Linked DNA regions of Homo sapiens: region 2 is linked to region 1. The links are chromatin loops, found by intact Hi-C in ENCODE. Cell type or tissue: IMR-90. All regions are shown on one strand. Each heading gives the region's core, and the rest is flanking DNA. Links, peaks and the distances in the headings are about the cores only.

Region 1 (8,349 bases), core at 139-8,138:
CCAGCACTTTGGGAAGCTGAGGCAGGCAGATCACTGGAGGTAAAGAGTTGGAGACCAGCCTGACCAACATAGTGAAACCCCATCTCTACTAAAAATACAAAACTTAGCCAGGGGTGGTGGCATGTGCCTGTAATCCCAGCTACTTGGAAGGCTGATGCAGAAGCAGAAGAAGAATCACTTGAACCTGGGAGGTGGAGGTTGTAGTGAGCAGAGATCACGCCATTGCACTCCAGCCTGGGAGACAGAGTGAGACTCTGTCTCTCAAAAAAGAGAATATACAACAAAAAAGTATCTGTAATTCCATCTCTAGAATTTAATCTGTGAACATATTATTCAAAATGTGTACATGTATATATACACACATACATATGTCCACATGTGTATGTACACATATAACCACAATCATATATTTGTACATACTCATTTTTCTTAGAATAAATTTCTGGAATTATGAAGATGTAAATGGATATGAATGGTTTAAATTCCTTAGATGTAGATTTTAGCTATTTTTCCATACGTTATCATCAAAAACGAAACACTGACTACCCTGAGAAAGAAGAAAAATTGAACGAGTGTGCCTTCTTTTCCTCTCTTGCTTACTTCTGAGTGTCTTACTTCTCACTTCTGTCAATATAAGTTATCAAATTATCAATATGAAAATCATGGTAATAACATGAATGACTAAAATCAAACAAACAGGTAAGTATACAGTGATATAACCTTATGGTTAAAATGTTAGATGTTAAATTTAAAGGATAAGGGAAACTTGAGTATGATATCAATTATATAATACTACTATATACATTTAAATGCATGTATACACACATGTAGCATGCAATAGCCAGTATCTACTGAGGTCTGTCATATAATTGGCACTGTGCTAATAACCTCATTGAATATACTTCTCATGTAGTCCCTGGCAATAACCTTACGAGATGGGACTGCCTGTATTTTACAAATGAGGAAACTGAGGTTCAAAGAGGTCAAGAAACTTCTCTGGGCAATACAGCTAGGAATGACGGAGCTGGGATCTTACTCTAAATCTGGATGCCTCCAGAGGCCTTTGTTCTTAGCCACTATGCTATATTGGCACAAGAAAAAAATACACTGGATGGAAGTATGTCAAAATGGTGGTGGTCAAGTTCAGAATCACTTTTGTAACCTTACTTAAATGATTCTGTATACTATAAAACATTGACATAGGATACGATTTACTTTTATAACCAGAAATAAATTAGTGAATAATAAGTATTGCATGCAGGCTTTGTGACTCAGACCCAGGTGGCCTGGATCACTCAGACCCTCCGTAGGAAGACCATTATTATTATGCAGAAACCCTTGGGTTGGCCATACTTTTTTTCCTCTTCTGTCTTGTAGCTGAGGTGGAACAGCCTCCTAATGAGGCAGATGTCTTTTTAAAGTCCTCCAGTTTTCTCTAGAGAATGCTAATTACTCCCAAACCACCCCCTAAAAAAACTCCACTCACTTTAACTAGAAATTATAAAAAAGGTATATCCAGATGTCAGCAACAAAGATAATATTTTTTAAACTTGGAAAAAATAACTGTAACAATATGCATGGAAAACTATATAATTCATTCTTTTGGATAGGCCAAAATAAAGTCTTTTTTTTTTTTTTAAGGTTGTTGAGGGCAGATTAACTAGTGCTGAGTGTGTATATTGTCAATATTGTAATAACTTTGTAGTTGGAAGATAAAATAACTTCTTTTCAAATATAAGCTAAGGTATGAAAAAAACTTTAAAATGTTCTTGGCCGGGTACAGCGGCTCACGGCTGTAATCCCAGCACTTTGGGAAGCCAAGGCGGGTGGATCACCTGAGGTCAGGAGTTCAAGACCAGCCTGGCTAACAAAGTGCAACCTCGTCTCTACTAAAAATACAAAAAAAAAAAAAAAATTAGCCAGGCATGGTGGTACATGCCTGTAATCCCAGCTACTTGGGAGGCTGGGGAAGGAGCATCACTTGAACCTGGGAGGTGGAGGCTGCAGTGAGCCAAGATTGTGCCATTGCACTCTAGCCTAGATGACAAGAGCGAAATTCCATCTCAAAAATAATAATAATAATAAAGTTCTTAAGCTTTTCAGGGGCAGGGCAATACGTTTTTAATAAGACTAAGAAACACTATGCTAAACCTGATTCTTGAGGGAGCCAACCAATATATTAGAAAGCCACATGACTGGGCTATATCTTTAAGCCCCACAGAATTGCTTTCATTGAACTGCACTTTGGTTACAGACCACCAACCTTCACTGAGAAATGATATGGCATGACTTTATGGGACATGGTACTGAATGTGCCATAAAGAATGTAGAGCTCTCCAGAACATCACATCATAGCTGATGCATCCATCACAGAGCAATACCCAAATGAGAAATGTCTCTTTGGACTCAGTACTTAGAAGGGTTATTTCTCCTGATTTTACTTTATGGCCACCAAATCATGAACGTTATTGTGTTTTACATCTTCATTAACTGCTAGAAAGTATGTCTTTACCTGACTCCATGTCATTTTCTTAGATTTCTTTTTCCCTTTCCCTCCTTTTTCTTGCTTATTTTAAACTCAACTTTGTCCTCTGAACTGAATGCATCTTTTTAAGCTGTCTTAAATACTTTGTTTTGAGACTGGGTCTCGCTCTGCCACCCAGGCTGTAGTACAGTGGCACGATCACAGCTCACTGTAGCCTCCACCTACAGGCCTCATGCTATCCTTCCAACTCAGCCTTCCAAGTAGCTGGGACAAGAGGCATGCACCACCATGCCCAACTAACTTTTGTTTTTTGTTTGTTTGTTTGTTTTTTTGTAGAGATGGGGTTTTTCCATGTCATCAGGCTGGTCTCGAACTCCTAAGCTCAAGCAATCCATCCACTTTGGCCTCCCAAAGTGCTAGAATTATAGGTGTGAGCCACTGCACCAGCCAAATCCTTTTTTAAATAAAAGATTAAGTATAAATAAACAGGCACATACTCTGTACACTTCTGTAAGACTGTTTATGTAAGACTGCTATTGGACATAAGAACCACCCAACATGAATGAAACCAGCATGTTTCCTATACCAAAAAGAAAATAAATTTTCATTTATATTTTAACAGTGAGATTGAAACAATCTAAGGTCTCTCACCCACAGGCCATTCTGCAGACACTCAGGTTACAACCTGAACCCAACAGAGTAGCTGGCTTATGTACAGGCTCATGATTACATCATGATTATGTGTTTCCATGCCACTGTGTTCAGGAAGTAAGCGGTCTGGATATAAGATTTCTAGCCATCCTTGAGGTGAGTGGACAGAAGGAACTGTCAGGTTAGAGATGCAGCATTTCAAAAACAAACAGAAGGGATGAAGGAAGGGGAAGTGAAGGAACAGGTAAAGAGATATGAGACTCAGAGAAGAGTAATGTCTCTGTAGCCAAAATTAAAGAAAACTTCAAAAAGAAAGTACTAGATGATACATTCTTTAACAGATGACTAATATTCCTGGCAAAAACTTTTTAAAAACTAAGTATACATTTAAATACATAACATTCCATCCTTTAGCCTTCAACCTAACAACATCAATTCCTTTAAAACAGCATTTTTGAAAAGCTGGTTTTTTTTTTTCCATCTGTACTCAAAATGGTACATCTATGGTGGACACACCCTAAGATGTTCCAAAATGAGTCACACTCTTGTGTAGTCCCCCTTCCCCTGGTGTGTGAGCAGAACCTGTAACTTGCTTCTAGCCATAGAATACAGTTATAGGATGCCACTCCCTTGATTAGGTTCTGTCAAATAGCAAAAGTGAAGGGGTTTTGCATATGTAATTAAATTGACAATAAATTGCTCAAAAGGGAGATTACCCTGGGTCAGTTGGACTGACTTAAGTGAGCTCTCACAGAGGCCAGAGACTGGAAGAAGTACAGATTTCTCTCTCTCTCCCTCTATCTCTCCCTCCCTCTCTCCCTCTGCCCACCCCCTGCCTCCGCCCATTGCTGGCCTTGAAGATGCAAGTTGCCATGAATTCTACAGTCACAAGGAAATGAATTCTACCAGCAACCTAAGGAACTTGAAGCAGATCCTTCCCTAGTCGAGCCTCCACATGAGAATGCAACCCAACTGGTACGCAGACTTCAGCTTGTGAGACCCCAAGCACAGAACCCAGCTAAGCATGCCTGGACTTTTAACCTACAGAGACTGAGAGATAATTCATGGGTGTGTTTTAAACCACTAAGTCTGTGACAATTTGCGATGTAGCATAGAAAATGAATACAACACCTAAAGACAGAGACAATTTGCATGGGAATTGCCTTTTAATCCACTAAACAGAAAAAAATGTAACGGAAACTTCAGACTCCTCTCTTAACTTCTCACATCACTTAGCCAAGTTCTCCCACATTAGATGTTCCAGATACTTAAACTAAAGCAGCTGTCACCATATCCAAAATGCTTCGCTGGAGAACCATCACATGACACCACTGTGGGAGTTTCAATGCTTGCTGGCCCAAGGAAATCTGCCTCCAATAAACCAGGAAATGTTTAACCCAGACAGCCTGTAACTTCCACAATTTTCTAATCAGCCACCAGAGAGTCCTCTTTAGATTGTCATAGTGACTCAGCACACACACATCAATGCCTTCAACCCCAAAGCTGCACATCTATGTACGTAGTTGTTCTCCCTTCACCTACTTGGGCATGAAAATCACCAAATGAGCACAGAATCAGCAAACTTTGTATAGGCCACAAAGGAGGAGGCAACGTTTCATTTCCATTTTAGCACTGAGATCAAAACACAGCCAAAGGCCAGGCTATTCAGCTGAGACTTGATTCCATAATAGCATGTTCTCTCTGCCCTGCACAAAATTATACCCTGATTATGTATTTCCATGCCATTGTGCCCAGAAGGTGGTTAGGCAGCAACAGCTCTAGCATGGGTGGAAGGTTTAGGCATCTGAATATTTGGAAAAGTAGAGAATGGGGGGAAGGGAAAGTTTGTCTCTTTTTCTGAAGCATTTTTCTGTCAACTGGAAATCAAACTTACCAATGCTTACATTATACTTTTCTGAGTGATGAATACAATGCTTTGGATGCATAGTTCAAGTAAGGTCGATAAGCAATTTATCTTTTGAAATTATTTCTAATGAGAGAGCATTGGCAATTTTTTTCAACTGTTGTGATTTTTATGCACTAATTAAAATCATTATAATACTTATATATACTAGACACAGCAGAAATAGCAAATTTTCATTGTTTAAAAAGACATCAGAGAATAACAATCTTCTTTTCCTTTTTTTCTTCCCTTCCTCTTTTGTTTTTACCTTTTGAAATACTAAAGGCAACAAAATAGCAAGTAATGAGCACCAGCATTGAAACTACAAGTCCTAGGTTAGGGTATGGGGTCTAGCAAATACTTAATTTCCTTCAGTAATTCACGTCATCTCTCTGAATCTGTTTTACCATCTCTAAAATGGGTAAAACACTATCTGCACTATCATACCTACAATTTCATAAAAATCATCACAGATAATATGTCTACAAAGATATTGTAGTATATATAAACCAAATGTGGCCAGGCACAGTGGCCCATGCCTGTATTCTCAGCACTTTGGGAGACTGATGTGGGAGGAATACTTGAGGCCAGGAGTCCCAGACCAGCCTGGGAAACATAATGAGACCCCATCTCAACAACAACAACAAATTTTTTTTTTTTTAATTAGCCAGACGTTACGGCGCTTGACTATAGTCCTAGCTGCACACGAGGCTAAAGTGGGAGAATCCCTTGAGCCCAGGAGTTTGAAGCTGCAGTAAGCAAGGATCGCTACTGTACTCCAGCCTGTGTGACAGAGCAAAACCCTGTTTCAAAAAACAAAACAAAAAACAAAACAAAACAAAAAACAGGGTGAGGTAGGACGATGGCTTGAGACCAGGAGGTTGAGGCTGCAGTGAGCTGTGATCTAGCCACTGTACTCCAGTATAGGTGACAGAGCAAGATCTTATCTCAGTTTAATTAAAGGAAATTATATGAATGTATTTTTCCTTTCAATATTTATGTTTCCTCTCATGAACTGACAAACTAAACTTTAAGAGCCAGTAGTTTATTACTCTGTTCCTAAAGACATTAAAATAGTTAAAAGTAAATTACGAAATTACTGTCAGAAAAATATAGTAACAGTTAACATTTAATAAATGTCAGACATTGACTAAAGGGCATCACATAACTTTTCATTTGATTCTCACATGAAGGAAGTCAATTATCTCTATTTTACAGATGAGGAATCTGAAGTTTCAGGAAGTTAAAGAGTAAGTAGTAAACCTATGATAAAAAAAATTAAGCAGGTTAATCCGGAGTCCACAATTAACCACTCAACTGTTTCAAATACATTTTCCGGGTTGATACTCCAAGAAAAGGAGCGATGAGATGTGGTCTCAGCATACAGGTGGTCTTGTTGTTATAAAGCAGAGTGTTCCTAGTGAGCTAGGAGACCTGATGTGGAGGACAAGCCCACCCACATTGCAGGGAGACCGCCACAGACAGAAGCTAATGGCCAGCCACATGAAAGGCATGCCATTAGGGCAGGTTATGATGGACGTAATGCTCCCTGGAGTTGTGAACTGAAGAAGTCCTGTAGAATTTAGAACACATCAATTGACCTACAGCCAGCTACCAAACCACATCAGAGCCTACGGGGCTGCATCTAGGTCTGCAAAGGTCCAGAAGTTACAGAGACTGCTGCTGCTTGATGGTGAGTATGCAGAGAGCGGACCTGAGCAGCGGAGAAAGTAACCAGAGAGCTGGAACCAAGAAATAAAAGTAGGAACTGGGGAAGAAGAGTCAATGAGATGAAAGAAAACAAAACTGAAGTAAAGCCAGAAACCAGAAATACTGTAAGACTCTGGTTCCCAAACTGTGCCCCCAGGAACCTTGGGGTGCCACAGTGAATTCAGAGGAATGCTACTAGATATTTTTAATTTGAGGGCAGCTAACACTCGACATCTCTCAGACACCCTCTGAACTACGAGCATAAAGTAGTTCAGCGCTTCAACATTAAATGGCATTACATTCCTTTCAATGACATCATGTCCTTGCAATATGATATCTGCTATAATAAAAATGAAGTGTAAACATAAAACTCAGTGTGGAACAGAAAATGAAGATGGTGGTTTCCAATCTGAATTCAAGTTTTGAAAAGTTGTGCAGTGCCCAACAGGTGCATACATACCTTAGTAAATATGAAGGATTAGATAAAAATGATAATTCTTTCAATTTATATGGTTTTGTTTTACAAAATGGCTACTAATTTATCAGGACCTATATACGTATTAAGTTGAATTAACTAATTAAGTTGAATATACTTATTAAGTTGATTTAATAAATGAAACTGTTAGGTATTTCTTTTAGCTTTGGGGCACTGTAAAAAAACTGAGACAGTATGAGCACTGAACTGAGACGTCATGGGAATATTACTTAGGGATTAAAGTTGTCTAGGGAAGATAGAAAAGTAAAGGATCTCAGCAGTGAGTTGCATATCTGTTTTCAAGGTCTTATTATTATATTATTATTATTATTATTATTATTATTATTATACTTTAAGTTCTGGGGTACATATGCAGAACGTGCAGGTTTGTTACATAGGTATACACGTGCCATGGTGGTTTGCTGCACCCATCAACCCATCATCCACATTGGGTATTTCTCCTAACGCTATCCCTCCCTCAGCCCCCCAACCCCCAACAGGCCCCAGTGTGTGATATTCTCCTCTCTGTGTCCATGCTTTGACATGGCAACACCACTCAATACAAAGGAGACTTGCCCCACTGAGTCCTAGAAGCATCATGGGTCCTGACCCTTGTGGTCTGGTCCTGCTCAAGACATAATAAAGATCTGCCACAATGAGGATTAATTCAGGGACTTTAGATTTCAGCATGGCAATATGATAATCTGATGAAAACAAGTTATGTATCATGTATTTTATAATAGTACCTACCAAGTACTTATAAACTTGGCATCTTATACAGACGGTCCCTGACTTACAATGGTTTGATTTAGGATTTTTTGACTTTATGACAGTGTAAAAGTGATACACCCATTCCTTAGAAACTGTACTTTGGGTACCCATACAACCATTCTGTTTTTCACTTTCATTTCAGTATTCAATAAATCGATGAGATATTCAACACTTTATTGTACAATAGGCTTTGTGTTAGATTATTTTGGCCAACTGTAGGCTAATGTAAGTGTTCTGAGCATGTTTAAGGTAGGATAGGCTAAGCTATGATGTTCCAAGGTTATGTGTATTAAATGCATTTTCAACTTACAATATTTTCAATTTACGATGGATTTATGGAGATGTAACCCCACC
Region 2 (8,349 bases), core at 159-8,158, 270 kb before region 1:
CAACACATACATAATGGTACATGACATATATAGACATATATATATATACATACATGTACACACAGATATATGTGTATATATGCATGTAAGTGTGTGCATACATATTAGTATATGTCATTTTTCTGGGCTATCAATCATACATGCTGTTGGTTCTTTTGCCAAAGTTTTATTTTACAAATTACCATAGCTACATTTTTTTAAATCAGGTAACAAAAGTTCTACTTTGCAAGGTCTGATTATGAGGATACATGTTATGATAAAATACCATCTTTCAACAATCAAGTTTGTAAGCAAATATTTAAATGAATTTTCCAGAATAAACTTTTATGTAACTGTGATCTTTAAACATTGCTCACGTGTATGAGGAGTGAGAAGCCTGATGCCTGTGAGTCAGGCTGTGGACTGTACTATGGCTCGTGCCACCAGCTGGCCTATTGCATGACAGAGAATGGTCTCCACAAGTCACAAATTACATCTGTTTATGCTTCTATTTGTTAGACAATCTGGCACCGGGAACAGCTGAGCAGAAGGATTTGAAAACAGCTTGTTTGATTGATGTATCTAGAGTTATCTCTAAATCCAAATAAAATGTTAAGTGCTATCAAGAAATCATAAATCAGGCATGTCTCTCTTTGAGCTATGAGAAGTTCTTGCTAAAGCTTTTATGACACCCATTTGAAAGAAATACAATTGGCTTGTATTCAAAATAGGATTTAGGCCTGTGTGTACCACACGATTAATTAGGTCACATTTTTAACCCGATTCAGCTGTGAGATAGCACAGGGCCTAGCATGTAAGTCATGGTGATGGAAAAGGTTGGAACTAGGGTTTTCAACCAGGTAAGAGAAATGTAGAGAGCATCAGGTACAAATGCAGAAGGTGGTTGATACTAATGAGTATGTTCGAAGAGTAGTTGTGATCAATGACCTCTGTTTACGGGGAGCAAGACGCCAATCAGAACAGGCAACAACACAGGGAAGCTGAGTGCCAACTACTAGGACATCACTTTGGCGGGATCCCAGCACTGAATCTTCATCAGTTATGACAAGAAAATTTTACATGCTTATGTCTGTGAAAACTCTAAATGCCCAGGAGACAGTAGAAATGCACTTTTTCATTAAGCAAAACTTTTGGGGAAAAAAAAAAATTCCAGGCCAGGCACTGTGGCTCATGCCTGTAATCCCAGCACTTTGGGAGGCCAAGGTGGGAGGATCACTAGAGCCCAGGAGTTCAAGACCAGCCTGGACAACACAGCAAAACCCACATCTATACATTTAAAAAAAAAATTAGCTGGGCATAGTGGTGTGCTCCTGTAGTCCCAGCTACTCTGGAGGCTGAGGCAGAAGGATCACTTGAGCCCAGGAGTTCGAGGCTAGAGTGAGCTATGATTGTGCCACTGCACCAGCCTGGGCAAGAGAGGGAGGCACTGACTCAAAAAACAAAAACAAAACATTTCTGTATGTGTTGTATTAGGTGTTGCCAATTAATATCAGCTCTGCCTAACTTAGGCTGAAAAGGAATTACTAGAAGACTGTTGTGAAGTTTATAGTATCAACAGGAAGGCTAGAGAATAAAACTTGAAAAAATGGGTAAAAGCCAAGGAAAGCTAGGTGGGAGGCACAACAGTTTAGTCAAAGTCATGCCTAGGAGCAGATGGGCTCTGGTGACATCTTGTCACCAATACTGCTGCTCCAGACTCGGCTGCTGCTGTGCACCATGACAGTGAATGTATTCTCCAGTGCCTTTTTGCTTTGGCTTGACTTACTCAAGAGTCAATGCCATGGTCAGGAGCATCCCATTGGCTGATCCTGGTCACGTGCCCACCTGGCTTTGCCTGCAAGGGGAAGAGATCTGGAACCGTCAGCTTCTTTAATGTAAGGCTGGATTTTGACTTCTTCTCAAGTCCCCAAGTGTGGGAGGGGAGAAGTTCTGGATGTTAAGTAGCAAAAAGTACACACACACAAGCATACGCACACAAACATATATATACTATAACTGAAATTTTAACATTTTGAATACTTATTACTCACGTAATAAAATTTTGTTTCTTTTTTTTATAATAATTTACTTTTATTTTTCTTAAGGTCTATTTTTTCCACTTTTGATGAAAGAGTCTCTTCTGTTCATTCATTCTTTTGTTAAAGGCCTAATACATCTCCCTATAAGTAGGATGCCTGGATTCCCCTTATATTTTCCCATACTTCACTTGAGTCTTCATAATGAAGCCTAATCTCTAACTCCTTCATCCAGTAGCCCAGATTGAGTGCATAGTGATCTGGGGCCGTAGGTAGTCCTGGCAGGTACATCTCATTTCAGGAGAGTTTTTCATCTGTGTCTCTCAACACTTACCTAACGGTGCGAAATCATTTATGGCTGTACCCCATTCCTGGTGCAGTATATGAAAAACTATGAGAACCGAATGAAAATGTGCCTCCTGCAGGAGATCGTTCCTCACCTGCCTTCATCAACCCCCAGTTTTAGCATTCTGAACAGTTAGTGACCTAGACCTTGACAAAAGTTTTCCAATGTCACCCTTGCCAGCAGCCAGTGACTTGATAAAGCCATCTATGGCCCAGACCTCATGGGATAGCTACTCCTGAATCCCGTTACACTCTCCCTAGGCAGCTACAGCACTGAAATCTGGTGAGCAGGCAGCCTCTGCCAAAGGCCCTCAAAGAACGAGATTTTCCTCTGATTGGGTGGTCCATTACTTATCCAAGTCCTAGACTAGATAAATAATGGTATCTATGACGTTCAAAATCTCTTGTTAATTTTTGAAAGGTTCTGCTTTCTAAGGTAAGTGATTTGCAAGCCAGTCCTGCTCAGCCTTCTTCATACATGTCTCCTCTGCCCTGTAAGTAACAGAAATTCTAGCATTTGGATGGTTCCCTAGTTTCTGATGTGAATGTAGTCATTTCACCATTTTCTGGGTGATTTCACTAGTTACTGGGGGAGAACATGTAAAATATCTGTCTGTTGTCAACTGGCCACTTTCCTCCAGAACGCAAACCGATACCAATTTGTTCTCTGATTTTATTTCACCTCTTTGAATCCTTGTCTCATGACTTGCACTTGGCATTCAGGGAAAGGTACAAGGGAAAAACAGACTAGGCCAGAAAAGACATGGCATGTATCTCTCAGATCCTGACATCTTGTAGGCTGTTTTCTGTGAGCTCTGCTGCTCTCCCTGCCTTCACATCTACCCAGTTAACAACTGCTTAGTTCAAGCACTGTCCTCTCTTTGTGGGGCGGGGTGGTCATCTCAGACTGCCCCCATGATTGCCTAACTCCTGTAAGTGCCCATACTCTGTTCTCCCAAGAGCTCTAAACATGCCTAACACTTATTGCACTCTCTCATAGTTGTTGATATAGTCACCCATCTCCCTAGCCAGACTGTGAGTTCTCTGGTAGAGACTAATCCACCTGTCACCGCATTCCTGGCGTCAAGTTCAGTTAGTTAAATGAATAAATAGGTTTGGAAAAGAGATGGGAAAGAAAAGAAGAAAACAATTTATTAGAATATCTAGATTTTTTTCTAAATTGGTAACATTCAAGATTAATCATGCTTTGACAGTTTGGAAGAACAAAAGTGAAGAATAAAGAAAGAACTAAACTGTGATACTGATAGCCTTATTGTTTCTGCTCTGTTAAAAGTATAGTACATGTGTTGGAAGTGAACTTACTGATTGTGAATAACTAATAATAGAAAATAATGATAGAAACATATCTTCTGATGACAGTTTCTGTATAATTCCCATTTCTTTATAATAAATACACTGTTCTTCAGTGGTAGAAAAACTAATTGTTCGCTGTGAAAATGCTACCCATTAGCATCACTGTTCCTAAACAATATACAGTCTTCTCTTATATGGCTCTCAGCTGCACGCTGCCTGGAAGATACTTTAGACATGAGCCAGCTTTTTACATATAACAAATGCCCAGTAAGAGGCACTTAGAATTCCAGTTGGACTGAACTTGCCCCTTCTCCAGAGGGCACATAAATGAATACATACAAGGAAATCCCCTCCCATCATGCACACACATATGCCCGCACGCAATCCTCGGAGCAGCTGTGTTATATTATAAATTGGAGGCCTTTTGTTAGTTCAGATGTTTCAGGTCTGCAAAGGCACTCTGGAGAAGAAATAAATATTATGAGTAAGTCTCGTTTCCATGCTTGTAGTGGGGAAATACTTTCCAGCACAGTTTACTACGGTTTTATACTAAAACAATCTCGTAAAACAATACCAGCATTACTCACTCAGCACATGACTGCTAAGACAAGAATGGTGTCTGTTTTATTCCCTAAATATTCAAAACATTATTTCATTCAGACTCTGTCCCAGATAGACTTTCTTTTCAGTAAAACTAACCAGAATAATCATGGATTGTGTGCTCACTAAATCTATTATTCTTTTTTTAATATAAAATAATTCGTCTTTTTTCCCACTTTACCAAATATTGCATATTTATAAAACTTCACCAATAAGAGAGATCCAATACAAGCATTTAAAGGAAAGGCAGCTTGGAGCTGGGTGGGAGCTCAATCTGGAATCCAGGTCATTCCATTTAAGGATCTGGTCTTCTGCTTTGAAGGCTCAGGATCTGAAGTTGCTTATAAGCTTGGTAACAAGAAGAGAAGGTACTGGAGATAGGTATAAATGCACATTTATTAATTTATAAGGGGAGAGGACTCATAATAATCAGTATACTAAAAGTCTACATAATAAGTGCATTCTCCTCTTATTGTCAAACTATACATGAAGCCAACTGATAAGATTTTATTAAATATGAAGTCAGAATAAGGGTACACAGAGAAATTTATTTTAATGGCACTGGCCTAAGAGAGATATATTTATCTCCCTATGAGATCTTGTCAAAGGGATTAGAAACACTTTGCCATGCTCTTACCAAAGCCTGGCACATTCTCCCACCCCCATTCTCTGCTTACTTTTAGTAATCCATTTAATCTTAGCTTAATTATCACTTTCTTAGAGAAACCATTCCTAGTCTTCTTATCTAAGAAGGGGCCCTGATGTATACTCCAGAGCACTCTGTAATTTTCTTTTGTAACACTTGTCTCAATCTGTAGCTCTACATTTATTTGTTGTTTTAAGTTTTGTCTGCCTCTAGATTGTAAGCTCCAGGAGAGCACGCGTATTTGTTTTGAGCTCTACTATTCTCAGCATCTAGCACAGTGCCTGGCATAGCTAGGAGCATTCAGTACACATTTGTTGAATGAATACATGAATGTACAAGGTAGCGGCTGAGAGCACAGGTGCTGGATTCAGGCTTCCTTAATTGAAATCATCTCTCTGCTTCTTAATAACCACGTGAGGCTGCAAATTACAAAATTAGTTTCCTTATCTGTAAAATGAGAAAATGATAGTATAATACCTACCTCATAGGTATTATACCATCTAATGAGGATTAAATTCCAATGAGGATTAAATAATAGATACAAAATACTTGGAACAGTCAGTGATTGGCACAGAGTAAGCACTCAAGCAGAGTTAGCTGTTAATATCATCTTACAAAGAATAATTCTAAGAAAAGTCGAAAGCCTAATTTCTAAAACTCAGCTTTCTTGGGACGTTACTGGAATAGTACTATCAATACTAACCTCTGGAGATATTTATTTATGTTTCCAAGGTTTAATAGAACCACCTTTTTTATTATAAAATTCTTAAATTAAATAAGTGACTATTAAAACAGATTATACCAAAGCCCTTTCAGCATGAAATAATTTTTTTATTATACTTTAAGTTCTGGGATACATGTACAGAATGTGCAGGTTTGTTACATAGGTATACACATGTCATGGTGGTTTGCTGCACTCATCAACCCGTCAACTACATTAGGTATTTCTCCTAATACTATCCATCCCCTAGCCCCTCAACCCTTGACAGGCCTCGTGTGTGATGTTCCCCTCCCTGTGTCCATGTGTTCTCATTGTTCAACTCCCACTTATGAGTGAGAACATGCGGTGTTTGCTTTTCTGTTCTTGTGTTAGTTTTCACATGAAATATATTTTATCTTATTTTCACAATGTTTTGAATGTACTGATGTGTACTGATCTATTATGCATAGATTTCAGAACTTAACTCTGATGGCAACTGTGTTCTTATTTCCAAGTTGTTGGGAGGGACATCTCTGTAACAGTGAACTATGAACAACAATATTACAGGTGGAAATCATAAAATTTAGAAAGGAAAAAATAAGAACATAATAACTATATATATGTTCTATAACATATAACTATATAATAACTTTTTTATTTTATAAAAAAGAGGTGGTCATTATTGTATTTGTTTTATATTGTTGTAAGGGCTTTACTATGGGGCAAAACACCTTATTTAACAATTATATATTATTATGTTGTAAGGCAAATCTTGGTTGTTAAGTTGGCTGTATAGTTGTTAAGAGTCTTACTCTCTGGCTCATTCATTCAACATTTATTGAGTGGCTAATAGGGCTGGTTTATGACATTTTGGATTTGCACTAAAGCATGGTACAAACAAGATTCTGTTTTTTGATAAATTGGTATTTTGATCATCACAACTTTTATCAATTATTTTTTATGTATTACGTCTGTTATTTTCAATGACAAAATACTGACAACAATAATATATGAAAATGCATTGCTAAAATGACCAAAGTAAGGGCAACCACCCTTTTCAAATTTTCTTATCCTGTATATACCTGTAGTGCACCCTCTGGTCATTAGCTGTAGCTGCTACTCAAAGAGCTTATTTTCATTCACAATTGAGCATCTTTTACCTGGAATTAAAATATTCATTTCAAAACATCTTCTTTTCTTTCCTTTGAGGACATTATAATACTTAATCCTAAATCGGGACTTTAGGAAGTGGCTTTCTATATTTGAGCCTTAATTTGTTCACCTTCTCACTTGTTGGAATCTCCATCCTTTTATTTTCTCACATAGGGGCTCTGCTGTTTTCAGTCCCTAAGACAAGGTTATATCCTGTGTCCACATGAATATCCCACAGATTAAACTAGTGCACTGTCCTCAGAATTGAATCAAACTCAAATATCTTGTACAATTACTCATCTGTTATTCACTTTCTCCTTATCAAACAAAAAGGACTTATAAAAACTATAATTTGTATACTTGAATTATCAATTATAGAGAGATGTGTTAAAAATCTTCCACAATGGTTATAGATTTGCCATTTTCTCATAGTAATTTTATAAACTTTTCTTTATATTTTATAATGACTATATTATTAGGTACACATACCTACAATATATGATAGCAGGTCAAGAATAGACATTAATGAAACACAATGTATATGTATAAAGCATATTTATTATTCCACTCCCACTTATGTGCTCATGAGAGACATCAGTAATTAATCACAGCACTCCATTTTGATCCTAAAGTTGTTCCAGAATATGTTTTAACACAGTGCCCTGTGCAATCATCTTAGTTGTCACTCAAGGTAATTCCTGTTTGCCTTTCCTTGCCCCACCTTATTTTCTTGAAAAATAGAATGTACTAAAAAGGTGGGATTTGAATATCCCATCAATGGGGATGAACATTATAAAATATTACTCAATACATGGTATTGGAACAATTGATACTTTTAAAAAATGATGTCATGTTTCAAACTTTCATCATATGCTAAAAAATCAATTGAAACAATTAATGTAGATATAACAAACTTTTAGATGGTCTAGAAGAAGATATAGGTGATTATCTTTTCTTGAGATCCAGAGACCTTTTATGAACATATAAGCAGAGGCTAGCGAGAGGGCATACAGAAAATCTCTGGTAAATTAGGCTTCATAAAAGTTAAAATCTTCCTTCTTTCAATCATAAAAAGCAAATGGAACAAATGAGGAAAAGGTAGGCAGTGTATGTAATACTAAAAGTTCTTAATATATAGTGATTTTATAAATTAAATAAGAAAAAGCTATTCTAGGTGAAAAATGACTAAGAACAAAATCACACAATTTGAAAAAGAAGTATTAATGGTGAATATGCATACTACAAAAGGTTAAATCTGACACTAACACAAAATAACACAAGATAATTTTTTTCCTGTCAATTTATCATAGTTCAAAAATAACAATGTCATGATATAATGTACATTGTTGAAAATATCTGAAAGGAAATTTGGAAACACAGATCAAGAAACTCATAAATATTCACAGACTTTGATTCAGTAACTCCATTTCTATTTTCACCTGAATGCCATAGTTTGAGGATTGCATATGAAAAGAATGGATGAGATGTTGACATTTTCTTCCTAATGATTAGAAATTGGAAGTAACTAAAGTAGGTGATTACACAGATTAGAGTATACCTATATATTGGAAGAAAAT

Evidence for each region. A loop is a pair of places that touch in the nucleus more often than their neighbours do. Peaks named below come from ENCODE experiments on the same cell type or tissue, not always from the same donor. Only the 100,000 strongest peaks of a DNase experiment are listed, where the experiment ranks them.
Region 2: a loop joins it to region 1, with 3 times the contacts of the local background. A loop is called at or near these places in 4 of 110 quality-filtered maps.

Annotation. Positions count from the first base shown.
Region 1 is chr9:110,915,285-110,923,633 of GRCh38, forward strand. The region is part of intron 5 of LPAR1 (lysophosphatidic acid receptor 1); the gene reads right to left. Among named protein-coding and RNA genes, the nearest start is that of LPAR1, 120 kb to the right of the region's middle. RefSeq lists an enhancer at 106-275. In IMR-90, for the core only: no CTCF peak of the experiment used is centred there; DNase peaks (open chromatin) are centred at 1,277, 3,217, 3,627 and 4,617; H3K4me3 peaks cover 299 bases; H3K27ac peaks cover 4,206 bases.
Region 2 is chr9:110,647,102-110,655,450 of GRCh38, forward strand. No RefSeq gene overlaps it. Among named protein-coding and RNA genes, the nearest start is that of MUSK, 18 kb to the right of the region's middle. In IMR-90, for the core only: no CTCF peak of the experiment used is centred there; DNase peaks (open chromatin) are centred at 430, 3,370 and 4,100; H3K27ac peaks cover 4,403 bases.